Linked DNA regions of Homo sapiens: region 2 is linked to region 1. A link is a contact called in ENCODE Hi-C or POLR2A ChIA-PET data. All regions are on one chromosome and are shown on one strand. The core of a region is the stretch at or near the end of the contact, and the rest is flanking DNA. Distances in the headings are between cores, read along the strand shown. Region 1 overlaps LOC105375971 (a long non-coding RNA gene). Region 2 has its middle 180 kb from the start of DMAC1.

Evidence for each region. Hi-C counts contacts between places; a loop is a spot of excess contacts on that map. ChIA-PET counts read pairs that join two places held with the same protein, here RNA polymerase II (POLR2A). Pooled maps may share reads with other maps.
Region 2: a map of CD8-positive, alpha-beta T cell shows a loop between it and region 1 (8-fold over the local background). The contact joins two enhancer-like sites. A Hi-C loop is called at or near these places in 11 of 168 maps with a recorded cell type or tissue (B cell, CD4-positive, alpha-beta T cell, CD4-positive, alpha-beta memory T cell and 5 more), 3 of 37 single-sample maps with no recorded cell type and 17 of 50 pooled maps. POLR2A ChIA-PET finds 5 or more read pairs at or near these places in 7 of 52 experiments (CD4-positive, alpha-beta T cell, CD4-positive, alpha-beta memory T cell, activated CD4-positive, alpha-beta memory T cell and 4 more).

What each region holds. Positions count from the first base shown.
Region 1 is chr9:7,934,449-7,937,148 of GRCh38, forward strand. All of the region lies in intron 2 of LOC105375971 (a long non-coding RNA gene), which reads right to left. Among named protein-coding and RNA genes, the nearest start is that of DMAC1, 140 kb to the left of the region's middle. Within about 2 kb of position 1,328, at least 3 of the 41 ENCODE cell types and tissues checked have a DNase peak (open chromatin) inside an H3K27ac peak, as active enhancers do; they include B cell, CD8-positive, alpha-beta T cell and natural killer cell, where a contact is called at or near this core.
Region 2 is chr9:7,975,263-7,977,962 of GRCh38, forward strand. No RefSeq gene overlaps it. Among named protein-coding and RNA genes, the nearest start is that of DMAC1, 180 kb to the left of the region's middle. RefSeq lists an enhancer at 1,489-1,598. Within about 2 kb of position 1,254, at least 8 of the 41 ENCODE cell types and tissues checked have a DNase peak (open chromatin) inside an H3K27ac peak, as active enhancers do; they include B cell, CD8-positive, alpha-beta T cell and natural killer cell, where a contact is called at or near this core.

The sequences.
Region 1 (2,700 bases), core at 78-2,577:
TATGTGCTACTATGTAAAATGAGAATATTAATAATGGCTGCCGTAGTGTTACTATGATCAAGCAACCAACAAGGCACCTGGCATAGATACGTTAAAAAATGTTTGTTATTATTCTTATTAAACTATTTTTCATAGTCTAAATATTAACTAATGCAATAACAAATGGAATTTTTTTTTTTTTTTTTTTTTTTTTTTTTTTGAGACGGAGTCTCACTCTGTCACCCAGGCTGGAGTGCAGTGGCGCGATCTCGGCTCACCACAAGCTCCGCCTCCCGGGTTCACGTCATTCTCCTGCCTCAGCCTCCCGAGTAGCTGGGACTACAGGCGCCCGTCACCACACCCGGCTAATTTTTTGTATTTTTAGTAGAGACGGGGTTTCACCGTGTTAGCCAGGATGGTCTCGATCTCCTGACCTCGTGATCCGCCAGCCTCGGCCTCCCAAAGTGCCGGGATTACAGGCGTGAGCACCGCGCCCGGCCATAAATGGATTTTTTTACCTTTGAAGATACACATGCCTGTATGTATATATATCTGTATCTACATATGCAAACATACACATATATGTATATATTTTTTAAAGGAAGTCTTTTTATTGTTGCTGCCGCTAAGCAATGGTTTCAGTGAAATTCAAATACAGAGAAAGCAACTTACTTATCTGCACAGAGACCAGAGGTAGATGAAAAAACAGTTCTTGTCCTCTCAGAGGAGACTGAGTGAGGCCTCTGGACTCGGCCTCTATTGCGCCCCAATCATTTCACAAGTAAAAGGAACCTTCAGTGTGAGAATGGACAGACAGGTAGTACAGAGGCTATTTTATTATAATAAATGGAAAGCCCTGTTGGAGTAAGCTACACGCTGCCAGACATCATTTTCTCATGACTGCATAATCTTTCATAGCATTGTTTAAGGATTATTGTTTTAAGCCCCCCATGGAATCTTGTGGAGACTGGGGTATGTGGATTCACAACAACAACAAGAAAACCAAAGCTCTAGATTTAAGAATTGCCAGAAGGCCATTCATTAGAAGCCTGGACAATATCAGAGTTCTTGAAATATGGTTACTAAAGACTTCACTAGATAAAGGATTTCTTTTTCCTCAGGTTTGCATGTTTCATATTTTCTTTCATACACGTTTCCCGTCAGACTTTCCAGTTATGAGTTTGCACCCCCATCCCTTGCCTATTGAAAATCCACAAACTGTGGGGCATAGAAACTGTTTGGAAGGAGGTTAGAGAAAAAACTCACTTCTCTAATCACGCAGCAGAAGTGGCTTCTGCAGATTCTGAAAGAAAAGACTAATCTCACTGCTCCTCCTTCACAGTCTTTACTCGTGGAGCCTGTGGTTTAATAGAGGGAGAACTCAGTGTCATAACCTCATTTTTTGCTATGCTAAGATTTGTTTATACAGGAAGGGTGGGACTTCTGTTGAACCAAGAAAATCTCTCAAATGAAAGAGAAACCACAGCAGTGCCTATCTTGCACCTACTACATATTCAGTATTTATTGAATAATAAGTAATGAATGATTCATAGTGTCTTGCCTCAGCTTTTTCTCTGAGCCTTAGGTTTCTCTTCTATATGTGGTTTGGAGCAGATAAGGGCTATATACAATTTTTGGGGATGAGAATGTTCTTCTCAGCTCCTGTCCCACATGTCAGCTGATTGGCTAAGCCATCATCCCCCCACCAGGACGTATTCAAACTTGGCACTGAATATTCAATCTTTACAATACAGTGACATTCCTCTGGGTATCTGTGTTCACACAGGAGCCTAGCCAGTTGCTAGGAAGGCAATGGTTGCCCACACTGAGGAAGGAGGAAGAGTGAAAAGAGACTATGGGAGCATGTTTATTCTCCCCGAGGGAAAGGTCTTTGAGAAGCCAGGCAACGTGTAGGGCCTTAGTCCAGAGAGCTGTGACTCGGCAAAGGGCTCAAGTCCCAGCAGGAAGCTGAGGCAGAAGGCCAGGCCATGTGGACCAGGCCCAGAATGCGGAGGGAAGAAGAGGACTACCATTTGGTCAGGCCCCAGGTGCCCAGCACTCACACCAGGTGTACCAGGTTCTGAATTTATAGCTAAACAGCTATTTTCAGACCCCTCCTGCTAGTAAAGGCATGCCTCCCTGCATACTGCCTGCTTTTAGGTTTAGGAAGTAGGTGGAGTTTTCTGCAGGTGGAAAAGCACAGCTGAAAAGGGAGGGAGAAAACAGCTCTGACAGACACAGAACAGTATCCTTTCTGTGGTGCTAATTTGAAGAATTCTTTCAGTAACGTTGATTTGAGGGTGGTTGCATAGCCAGAGAGATGAAGGTGAAATGGATGTTTTCTTTAGTCTGGATAACAGCACAGGCTACGCTGCTGAGTCTTACAAAATCACCTGCTGAGGGATTCATGTCAATGTGTCCCATTCCTCCCCCTCCTCCTCAAAAAAAAAAAAAAATACGTATATATATATAGAGAGAGAGAGTACAGAGTACAGCAGGTTATTTTAAAATATTATTTCTGGCCAAAGACATGCCCATAGAGTCTAGAAGAATGATCACCTGGCAGGCAGTTATAGCAAATCACATGTTAGTTTCATGGAACCTCAAGTCTAGCTGGATCCAGCTGGACAAAGTACAACAAATGAATAAACATATAAAAATAAAATGAGATTTAAAAACTTCAACATTAGCGTCTATCATTGGACATTTGTGTGACCTCAA
Region 2 (2,700 bases), core at 4-2,503, 41 kb after region 1:
ACAGTATAGCCTATTAGGGAAAAGTGATTTACACAGAAATGAAGCATTCTTACTTTTTATTTCCAGTTGCCCAAAGACTTAGCAAAGTTGATCCTGCTACCTAATGAGGCATCTCTCATTCCCACAGTCTCTGCCTAGCTCCCCGCATATTAGAAAAATGTGACAATTTACAACTTTGTTGGGGAGCTAGGAACATTCGTTCCTGGAGCAGGTTAAACTGTTAGCAGGGTGGAAACTATTTCTTCAAACTAGATGTAATCTGCAATTCTAGTAAAGCACTTAGCAACAATTCCAGTTGATCCTCACTTGTGAGTTTATATGCGTAATACCCACAAGGGCCGTACCCATGTTTGTTTTGTTTATTTTTGTATCAAAAACCTTAGCCTAGAAACTAGTGCAAAGGAGTCGAAGACCCTGTCCATTCATATATTCAGCAAATACATTGAGCACCCACACACCCACAAAGTGTGTGTCTTTTGTTCACTGCTGTCTTCCCCATACCTAGGGAAGGTAGGGACTGCCTTCTTGGTTAACTTCTGGCTCAAAAAAAGTAAGAGCTAAGAATTAGCAATGCTTACTCTGTGCCTGGCACTTTTTAAAGTATATTACATGTATTTTAGATGTTTAATCTTTATAGTATCCTACAAATTAGGGATTATTAATATCCTTATTTTTACAGATGTGAAAATTCAGACACTTTTCTGCATAAATATGTACATAGTACTTATGTGTTGTAATATACACATTACAATATAGCATATATTTGTCATATAACATAACATGTATATGCACATAAATACATACTATAATACACATAGCATATATTATATGTAATACATATCATATATACATATATACATGTACATATGTTCATGTATTGATATAAACATATATTCACACACATACCCATATAACACTGATAAAAATGAAGTTGCTCTAGTGTAAGCGTGATGGCAAGAAGGGCTGAAATCTGCTGGCCTTTCGTCTTGTCGTCACCCATCCCCTCCATATCCTCTAAGGCACTTTCTCAGAGCCCAGTTTGAAACCACTCATCTAGCCCTTGTCTCTCATTTTACATTTGAAGAAAGTGAGGCTCAGAGAGGGAAAGTGACTTATTTAAGGTCTCACAGCTTCATTAGCTGTGGGCTAAAGGCTGAGCCAAGACTAGAATGCCCCAATTTTCAGATAAAAAAAGCTGAAGCTCAGGGATATTGTCATTTACCCATGAGCTCACAGGCAGGAAGTGGTGAAACTATCATTAAACTACGGTTGGCCTTGTTCTTTTGTGGTTTCATTTCACTAAGCCTCTGACACCCTGACCTCAACTTCCTTCTGTAGATATGTCACCTGGCCTCCTTCAGTCTAAGACACTACACACTGGCCACACACTTTGTCATCCTCATAGACTGACAACCTGCTCTCACATACCCTGCTTTCTTACTGTGTAGGCTCTCTTTTCTTGCTCAGAATGTCCTTCCCCACTTCTTCATGTGCCAACTCCTAGTCATCCTACAAGAACCACATTCACTTTAAGTTTCTTTTGAAGCCTTTTCAGTGTCCCATACCCTGATCCCATTACCTCTTCTATGTATGCAGGGCTTGCTTCATGCTTGTGTAACCCAAGGGCCCTGCATTTGATTTAACACATTTTAAAATTCTTAACAATTTATGAAAAAGGAAACCCATATGTTCATTCTGCCCTGGACCCTGCAAATTATGCAGCCAATCCTGTGTGTGTTTTTTCATGTTGCGTAGACTCTATTACAGTCAGTAACATATTGAGAAAGAGTGTGTGTCTCCTCTGATAGTCTATGAGCTCCTTGAAGCAAGAGGCTTGTCTTAGTCATTGCTGTATCCTCACACCAGACTCTACGGGATGCTCAGGATTCACCTGTTGATCTGTGAGGAAGCCCAAGGCTCAGTTAATGCCCCCCACCCTCCTTCCATAACAGTCTCCTGATTAGGAAACAGTGCTTGACCTCTAGACAATCTGAGTATCCACTCCAGGAAGTGGAACATTGCCTTCCCAATGTTGAAACTGTTAGCACTCAATCATGTTTCAGGAACATATAGAAGGTATGTGCCTATTCTGCTTCAATTGCTTTCCAAAATAAGTATACGAAAGTGGATAGAAAATATTTTAGTTTGATGAAGTAAGAATGTTATGAGGCAAAAGGAACTGACTTATCCCACTGGGTGGGGATTAGGTCTGGAATAAGATTGCACCATGACTAAAATGACTTCTTTAGCCAATGACATTCCTGAAGATTGGATCAGAGTAAAGTTAAACTAACCTACTCAAGGAAGACTTTCCTAAATCAGCCCCTTTGCTGTATAATTTAGTATGGAGAGCTGATTGTGGGTTTTTCTTGTTTCATTGTTTAATACATAGAGGTTTCACATTTCATTTTGAAACAGAAAGAGGGACTGGAAGAGATAAGTTAGTATGAGTGAGGAAAAGATTAGAAGGTAGAGATAGGATCGCAATGCTGTTATCACCTTTGCTTTATTGATAATCTCAGGAAGGACTAGACTGCTAAGAAAGAGGAGCCCAGATTGGAATAAAAGAGACGATGCCAGGATCAGCCTGTGAGAGGATGTCTCACTTAGTACACCTCAAGGATCATGTCAGCTGAGCATCTATACCCCGCGTGATGAATATTGCATACAGACTCTGCCTTCAAGTCATCCCCCATTCGA